2 separate regions of the Homo sapiens genome follow, and region 2 is linked to region 1. The links are chromatin loops, found by intact Hi-C in ENCODE. Cell type or tissue: B cell. All regions are shown on one strand. Links, peaks and the distances in the headings refer to the core of each region. The heading gives the core; the rest is flanking DNA. Region 1 has its middle 20 kb from the start of DGCR6L. Region 2 holds the start of LINC02891 (long intergenic non-protein coding RNA 2891).

Region 1 (4,370 bases), core at 206-4,205:
AATTCTGTCTCAGCCTCCCGAGTGGCTGGGATTACAGGCACCTGCCGCCATGCCTGGCTAATGTTTTGTATTTTATTAGAGACAGGATTTCACCCTGTTGCCCGGGCTGGTCTTGAACTCCTGAGTTCAGACAATCCACCAGCCTCACCTCCCAAAGTGCTGGAATTACAGGCATGAGCCACCACGCCCAACTGTGAGACCTCCTCTTTACAAAAATTAAAAAAAAAAAAACTTGGCCATGTGTGGCGGCATGCACCTGTAGACCCAGCTACTCAAGTGGCTGAGGTGGGAGGATGGCTTGAGCTCAGGAGGTCTAGGCTGCAGTGAGCTATGATCACACCACTGCACTCCAGCATGGGCAACAGAGCAAGACCCAGTCTCATTTGAAACAAACAAACAAAAACATAAACAGGCCTGGGACCCGCTGCCCCTGACGGAGGGCTGCTGGGGCCAGCATGGGGCTGTGCAGGGTCGGGTGTTTCTAACACGGAAGGACACTGGGCCTTAGTGACCTCTGGCTTCTCTACCCCTGGAGCCCTGCTCCCCCCATCTCTGGCCCCCAGAGGCTGTGTCAGGAAGGGATTCCCAGGCAGAAGATGCGGCACCAGCTCCCTGGGCACAGTGGCTCATGCCTGTAATCCCAGCACTTTGGGAGGCCAAGGTGAGCAGATCATGAGGTCAGGAGATTGAGACCATCCTGGCCAACATGATGAAACCCTGTCTCTACTGAAAATACAAAAATTAGCTGGGTGTGGTGGCGCGTGCCTGTAATCCCAGCCACTCGGGAGACTGAGGCAGGTGAATCGCTTGAACCAGGGAGGTGGAGGTCACAGTGAGCAGAGATCGCGCCACTGCACTCCAGCCTGGTGACAGAGCGAATTCCATAAAAAAAAAAAAAAAGAAAAGAAAAGGAAGGAAGGAAAAGAAAAGAAAAGAAAAAGAAAAAAAAGAAAAAAGAAACCTGACCTGGTGCCTTCCTAGCCCCCACTACATCCTGGCCACAAGGTGGGCATGGCTTCTGCATGGCTAGTCTCTGTCCCACTCAGCTGCCACCTAGAATGCCCGTCCTTGCCCTGTGGCTGGCCACTCCCTCCCCTGGCATTCCTGCCCTGCTGCCTCCTCCTCCTATTGCAGCACCACCAGCACTGGCTCCTCTTTTGGGATGCCCCTTAGATGTGGGCACTCCCCAAAGCCTCCACATCGCCGTCCCTCACCTTGCCAGTTCCTCTACCTGGGATGTCCCTTCTCGCCCTCCTGTCTCCTTGGCCGGGGCTCTCTATGGCCAAAACTTGACCTTAAGACATCCTTGTGTGCACAAGCACAGCAGTGCCCTCCCAGAGCCCTCCATCTGTCCAGTTCAGCTCCTTCTTCCTCCACCATCCTCCGCACTCCCGCCACCACGGGTCCTAGGCTGACCTTGGCGCTCCCCATGGGATTCGGGCCAACAGCATCTGACTCTGAGTTCGTGGATCCCTGCCCTCACCTCGCACCCGCCGAGGCCTCACCTAAGCTCAAGTGTGGCTCGGTGCTTCTCATCTCACACCGTCCCCCGCCTTCCCCCGCCTCCTGTTGAGGCCAGGGGTGCAGCCCCCGACCTCTGTACAGTCTCACCTGAGAAATCAACACCACCAGATACCCTGGCGCCAAAAAGCGGAACCTTGCAAACTCTTCCCAGGGTCACCTGGAGATAACCGTCATCTCTAGTACCCCTAGGCTGATGCGGCTAAAACAGTGTTCTGCTTGTTGCCCCCCACCACCGCCACCAAAAGCCCTGACACTTTTTAAAGTTACCATGGGTGAGTTCAAAGCTGGGCGTTTGAGGGGCTTCCCATTTTTCCCCAACAGTGTTCTCAGAGTGGCCGTGTCTGGGAAGCGGCTGGGTCCCGGGGATTGAACTCTGGGGTTCCAGGCTATGAGCCCTACACCAGGCTTCTCTTGTGTCAACATGAAGAATACTCCATTTTAAATTCCAAGTGATAACTCTGTATTCCCACAAGTGGTATATATCGTAAATATTAAAACGACCATTGTTTTTAGTTGGTAGACATCGAGAAGTAGGAAAATTCGCGATATCAGAAAGGGACTGCAGGAAACGCCTCCCTTCCTGGCTTCCCTTGCTCCAGGAGATGCTTGGGAGGCACCCGTTTCACGCCAGGAAACTCCGTAAAGGCTCCCGGGACGGGCAGAAGCCCCGCGCCCCGGCTGCACCCCGCGCACCTGCTCGTGGCGCGCCAGCAGCGCGGGCCAGGCGCAGAAGCGCAGCACCAGCAGGCTGCGCGCCAGCTCCCAGGTTCGCCAGCTGCAGTACGCCTCCTACGCGTTGCCGAAGTCCACGGCGGGCACCAGCGGCCGCACTGCCCTGGCCGACCCACGTCCTGGCACGGCCCCTGGGCCCGCGGCGGGCTGCTCGCTGGCGGCCGGCGCCGTGGACAGCGGCGCGAAGCGGGGAATGTAGGGGCGCAGCGCGGGCAAGACGCGCCGCAGAGCCATGGCGGGACGCCGGTACCCGCCCGGGCCGCTTAAGTATGCGCTATTGGTCCCGCCCCGCCCCTCCCCGCCCCGCATGCCCCCTAGCCGCGCTCTCTCCTTAGAAGTCCCACGCTCCGAGCCGCGCCCACTCCTCGGGAGACACCGCCCCATCCCAGGGGCCCCGCCCCTCCCTAGCATCTGCACCCGCTCCTCTTGAGGCCCCGCCCCGCCCGCCGTAGGGCCCACGCCTTCTCCACGTGAGTCCCTCGCCCCGCGCTCCAAGCAGCTCCCTTTCCTCAGCAGACGCCGGTCCACCCTACGACCCCAGCTCTCACCTCTGGAGAACCCATCCCGAAGTCCCAACCCCACCCCTGAGGCCCCGCCCCAACCCGAGGCCCGGCCGGCTCCGGTGGTCATACTCCAGAACACCAGCGCTTCTTCCTCAAGGGTTCTGGCACGCCCCAGGACCCACCGCCCCTTCTCCTCTTGAGGCCGCGCCCCGCGCTCCCAGCCGCGCCCGCTCCTCGAGAGGACCCGACCCGCCTTCCCAGCCGCGCCCGCTCCTCGGGAGGACCGGCTCCGCGCCCCCATTCCGTGGGAAGCCCTGCCTCACACTCCCAGTCTCGCCCTCTCCTCGGAAGGCCCCGCCCCGCGCTCCCAGCCGCGCCCTCTCCTCGGGAGGTTCCGCCCCGCGCGCTGCAGACCTCTGTGCGTCCACAGCAGGCCCCGCCCACCGGGCCGTGGCCACACCCCCGCGAGAGACCCGGTCCCCGGGGCTACCCGCCCTGAGCTCCGCCTTCCTCACAGGAGACCCGCCCCATTGGGAGCGGGACCCCTGACCAGGCTTGCGGTCTCCCCACCACACCGGGTTTCCCAGGTCCCCAGGCCAGCCAGGTGGGTCCGGAGCCCGCCGATCAGCGCAGCCGCACACCTGGGTTCCTCCCTGGTCCTTGAGCCGCGTGGACCCACAGCTGAGGCCGGATCGGCTGAGAATCCAGCCCTCAAAGTGGGTCCGCTTCTCCTCTGGTCTAAATGGGCGTATGGGAAGCCGTCCTCTCCCTCCCACCCCTCAGGCCTCTTAGGGGCTTGCCCCGCGCTCCTCTCCTGTCCTCCCAGTCCCACCGCCCACCCAAGGGCAAATGCGGACCACTAGGCCCCCTCGGAACCTGTGCAGCCCTGTGGTTCTTCCCTTCCCTTGCCACCCAACAAGAGTCCGCTGGCCACACCGCCTCCCCTGCAGGCCCGGCCTCAGTGCCGCCCGCCCGTGGGCCACCTCTAGAGCACCTACCCTCTCGCGGCCCCTTTGCCTCAATGCCCCTCCCAGATGTCACTTTCTTGGTGGAACCGCCCCTGGCGGCCTGCCGTAGTGCACCCCTCCCCATCACTCACCGCTGGGCCCCTCGTCACCTCACGATATTCCTGCACCCCACAGACGCTGGGTCTGGCTCCAGCCTCCTCCCACCTCACCCACCTGCTTCTCCCTGTGCACCTTGCACCTGCTGGAAAGAGCAGGAGGTACCTTGCACTCCCTGACCTGTTCTGCAATGTTGAAATTTGAGGCTGAATAATTTCCTTGTGGGAGCTGCCCTGTGCATTGCAGGTTGTGTATCAGCATCCCTGGCCTCCAGGAACCAGAGGCCTGTAGTACACACACACACAGACATACACAGTCGGGACAGCCGTAAATGTCTCCAGACATTGCCAGGTGCCCCTGGGGGACACCATCACCACCACTCGAGAGAGAGAGAGGCTTCCTGATGAATGGAGCAACAGTTTTTCTGCTCCTCTTCCTCCTGCCGGCACCACAGAGCAAAGGGGAGAGACAAAAGGAGTGGATGAATCCAGGCTCATTTTGCTGGAGAGAGGCTAGCCTCGGCAGCCGGCCATAGCCACCAGTCTCC
Region 2 (4,370 bases), core at 293-4,292, 94 kb after region 1:
GGCCGGTATCACACAATCGGTGGGGGGAGGGCATCACACCCGGACTTCTGCACACAGGGCCTCTTTGCCAGAGGCTGGGCTGGAGCTCGACCCCAGGGCCACCTGGCTCACCTCATCTGTCCCCATAGCCACCTTTCAGTCCCCACCATGGCCACCATCCCCTTGTCCCCCACCTCCGTCCCCACAGCCACCCTGCCCACGGAGTTGATCGCTTGATTAAGCGCAGCATTTCAGTGCCCAGGGAGAAAAATCAATTCGCTTGGTTCCACTTTAATCCATCAGTTCCATTTCTGATAAATGTCCCCGTGCTGGAGTCACCATGTAGCCGCAGTGCCCCGCAGAGATTAGCTGCTAGGTCAGGGCAGCCAGGGCGAGCATCTGGCGAGCTGGGGCAAGCCTGGACCCTCAACTTGCCGTGACTCCCCACCCCTCTTCCCAGCACTTTACATGGTGGTAAGTGTGGGTACAGAGGTCAGAGCCCAGCTCTGGCCCCACCTGCCAGGGCCTGGATGAGCCCAGCTCCCAAGCTGCGAGCTGGTGACATTGTGGGGCTGGGATTAAATGGGATCTGCGGCTGCCAGGCTGGGCTTCTCAGGAATGAGCTGGCACTGGAGGACGAGTGGATTAGACGCGAGGTCAATATTTGTGGAATTGAATTGAATCTGTCACTTGGGGCGTGTATGTTCCAGGTAATTTTGTGGTTTCTGCCTCTGGCAGGAAAACCCAACACGATGACTGCCCCTCGCAGGCCACAGTCAGCCCGGCCCCAGGAGAGAGACCCGTGGAGCCCTATGTCTCAGCAGGCAAGGTAGGGGGACGGGGCAGGGGCAGGGAGGTCCCCGAGTGCTGGCCAGGGGAGGAATCTGCAGTGGTTGCCGGCTAAGGAGGGTCTGCCCTGGCCCCTGGGGCATGGAGGCCCCACAGCCAGGCCCCACCCCCAGCTCCTGGGACCTGCTGGCCTTTTAGGAGACGGGGGAGGCTGGGCCTGACCTCTCTGCAGGTGGTGTCACTGCAGGGCCACACTGCACTGTGCTGGTTGTTGTCCAGGGTGGGCAGATAGAGGGATGTGGACGGTGGGAGCCAGGGGAAGGGCAGAAGGGGACACTGGGCCACCCTGGAGAAGCCAGGTCAGGGCTGGCCCAGCAGGATGGGGGCTCTCTGCCTCTATGGCCAGCATTCCCAGCTGAGTCCCCAACTCTGCAGCCAGGAAGCCCCGTAGTGTGAAGGATGGGGACATCGCGATGCCCTGGCCCTGAGCCCACCAGGTGGCCCCAGGGCCCCACCCTGCCTGGCTCTTCCTGCATGGGTCTGGGGTGATGGGGGCTCATCTGAGGCCCAGTGCTGCCCACCTCGAATCCCCAAATCCCAAATTGGATTAGTTGTGTTTAGAAAGCAGCAAAGCTGCTATATTTGAGCAAAGGCTCAGCAGATTACCCTGGGCCAAGAGGGTGTCTGCCTGTGTGAGGGGGATTTGAGGAGGAAAAACTGCACTAAACAAGTGTTCATTGAAAAGAAACTTGGGGGATCATCTGAGTCAGCCGGGCCCTCCACCTGCCCCATAACACCTTCTCCAGCATGGGCTCCTGCTGCTGCTGGGACAACCAAGCAGGAGTGGACGGGGTCAGGCCACAGGCCACTGGGCCCAAGGCCAGGAAGGGGCGCCCAGGACTGCCCATGGGAGAAGGGCGTGGTGCCGACACGAGGTCACCTGGAGTCCCTGGGACTGGCCCTCCACCTCGTGACTCAGTCGCCACCCGGTGGCCCTCTCAGAAGCCCAGGGCCCAGCATACAGGAAGCTCCATGAGTGCTCATCATCACACACACTCCAGAGGCTGAGAACATCTTGGAGGCCTGGGGCCTGCTGGCCAGACCCTGTCCTGGGCCCTGAACACAGGCTGGGCCTGGAAGGGACAGTGAGGGGGGCCAGAGCCCATGCCTGCTCAGTGCAGCAAGCCCAGGCACCTGGTGGGTGGGCCCTGCAGCCAGGGAGGCCCCTGCACCCCACCCTTCCCAGCCCTGCCCTGGGTACCGTGTGCCACATCTCAGAGCCCACCCATGGGGCCCTCCCAACTCCAGCCAGGAGGGAGGATAGAGAACTTTTATTTCAGAAGAGTGCAAATAAACAAATCCTTCCTTCCCCCACCATAAAGAGCCCGGCTGGCTTTAGGAGAGAAGGCAGAATTTTTAGCCTCTCCTTTCCTCAAGGCACAGCAGGCCGAGCCTGTGTCACTCATGGCCCCTTTTACAAGTAAAGAATCCAGCTCTGGGCAGTCAGGTCTGCCCAGTGGAGGTGTTTGCCCTGGGGGGCCGGCTCACCTATCCGTAGGACCTGGCTCCTAGGGGTCCAGCCAGTCCCTGGCCTCCTGTTGATACGGAAAGGAAGTGCTGAGAAGGGAAAAGCGTGGTCCCTTTAAATGATACAGAGGAGGGACGGGAAGTGCTCCGTAGAGAAGGGCGTGGTCCCTGCCTAGGGCTCCACCCCCACGAACCTAGGTGAGGACAGGCATTTCCTGCCCAAATGTTGCATTTCCCAAGACCACCCTGGCCTGCCATGCCTCCATCCTATGCCTATAAAAACCCAAGACCCTAGCAAGGCAGAGACAGAAGCCTCTGTGTGGGGAGAGGAACACACTGGTGGAAGAAGACAAGCTGCTGGACATCCCGAGAATGTTGCCTGACTCCAGGGGAAAACCATCTCCCCTCTGGCTCCCCCATCTGCTGAGAGCTACTTCCACTCAATAAAACCTTGCACTCATTCTCCAAGCCCACGTGTGATCCAATTTTTTGGTACACCAAGGCAAGAAACCCTGGGATACAGAAATTCCTCTGTCCTTGTTATAAGGCAGGGGTCTAATTGAGCTCACTCTCACCAGCCACCTACAGACCGCTAGACTAAAAGACCACCCGGTAACGCACTCCCACTGGGGTTTCAAGAGCTGTAAACATTCACCCCCAGACACTGCCATGGGGTCAGAGCCCCACAGCCTGCCCGTCTGTATGCTCCCCTAGAGGTGTGAGCGGTGGGGCACTGAAGAAGCGAGCCACTCCCCCGCTGCATGCCCTGCGCCCTGCGCGGGGTAACCAGGGAACCCTTCCTGTTTCACTGTTTCACTGGGTAGAGATCTCCCGGCTGGAGACAGAATGGTGGGGAGAGGCCAGATGTGCCCAGCAGGTAGGGGATTCTCCAGGGGGGAGGCTGAGGCTGTTAGGAAAGGAGGGGCTGAGGGGGCGCCACAGCCCTCCCCGCTCCGCACCACACCCCACGTTAAACCCCTGTCCTCCACTCCTCTCCTGGGGCTAAGGAGGCTGAGAGTAGAGCTCAGAGGCCCACGCCCAGCACACAGGAGGCAGTGGGGGCTGTGGACGGGGCCAACGAGCCATGGGGTTGCTGGGCTGAAGCACCGGTGATGGCAGGCGTGTGAGAGGGAAGTGGGGGTGAGCCAGCCCTGTGGGCCTCTAGGCCCAGCTTCTGGGTATCCTGGCCCCCTGGAATGACCCAGGGCAGGAGCCTCTGACACCCGCCCCAAATGCCTGTGACCCCGTCCTGAGTGGGGGTCCTCCTTCTGGCCGTGACCGCCCTGGAGTGGCTTCTCAGCATTTTGTGGTCAGCACTCTCAGCCCCTCTGCCTTGCACCGTGTCATTTTCAGCAGATCCTGAGCCAGAGAAGGCCATCAATTATTCAGCTCCTGCCTCTCAGCCTCCTCCGTTAGTACCTCTTAAAGCCGGGAAGATAAATCTCTCCGCTTGCTCCGTGGCGCCGACAGGAAGCAGGGCGGCACCAGGACCGTGACAGGCCCCGGCTGGGCCCCGGTTTCCCGAGCCAGCACAGGCGGCCTGCAAGGCTTCTCTGCTATTAAATCCATAATTCAGCGGCAACGCAGCTGGGGCCTGGCACACAGGGTCCCTGTGATGAGGAGGGGCTGCCCCTGCCGGAATGCACCAGAGGCTGCCACCAGGGAGAGAGTTACAAGGACCACTTCCGTGGACCTGGCAGGTCCTAGGGCCCCCTTTAAAATTGTGCCTGGGGAGAGTCCCTGGCGCTGCTCCGGAGGATCATGGAGCCCGACTCTACTCACAGGGGAGACCACACAGCTTCTGCGGGGCAAGACAGCTGAGGAGCATGTCAGGCAAGCGACGGGCATGGGGGGTGGGGGGGAGCACAGCGTGGTCTGCATGCCCTCAGCCACGCCCAGGGTGACCCTGGAGGCCTGCATGGAAGACCCTGGAAGCGTCCTTGGCCACCCCTGGTGGAAGAGACAGCTCCAGCCTCACCTTTCTAGGACAGTGCCATCTGCCACCAAGGCAGCTCCAGAGAGTGGGACAGCTGTGAGAGGCGGGACCTGTCCAGGCTCCCTGATGGGCACTCACA

What was found. Peaks named below come from ENCODE experiments on the same cell type or tissue, not always from the same donor. Only the 100,000 strongest peaks of a DNase experiment are listed, where the experiment ranks them.
Region 2: it touches region 1 in a loop (15-fold over the local background); 2 of 110 quality-filtered maps call a loop at or near these places.

What each region holds. Positions count from the first base shown.
Region 1 is chr22:20,297,880-20,302,249 of GRCh38, reverse strand. It overlaps the pseudogene PRODHLP. Among named protein-coding and RNA genes, the nearest start is that of DGCR6L, 20 kb to the left of the region's middle. RefSeq lists silencers at 2,259-2,568, 2,639-2,778, 2,799-2,978, 3,019-3,288 and an enhancer at 3,742-4,243. In B cell, for the core only: no CTCF peak of the experiment used is centred there; DNase peaks (open chromatin) are centred at 2,629 and 3,139; H3K4me3 peaks cover 1,460 bases.
Region 2 is chr22:20,204,411-20,208,780 of GRCh38, reverse strand. It overlaps LINC02891 (long intergenic non-protein coding RNA 2891), which reads left to right and starts at 3,863. Exons shown (of 4, transcript NR_038460.2): 1 at 3,863-4,128; 2 at 4,282-4,370. LINC00896 (long intergenic non-protein coding RNA 896) reads right to left here and starts at 2,449. Exons shown (of 1, transcript NR_026919.1): 1 at 244-2,449. It overlaps LOC105372862 (a long non-coding RNA gene), which reads left to right. Exons shown (of 3, transcript XR_938009.3): 2 at 718-808; 3 at 2,536-2,763. RefSeq lists enhancers at 354-884, 2,093-2,332. In B cell, for the core only: no CTCF peak of the experiment used is centred there; a DNase peak (open chromatin) is centred at 2,430; H3K4me3 peaks cover 1,463 bases; H3K27ac peaks cover 1,431 bases.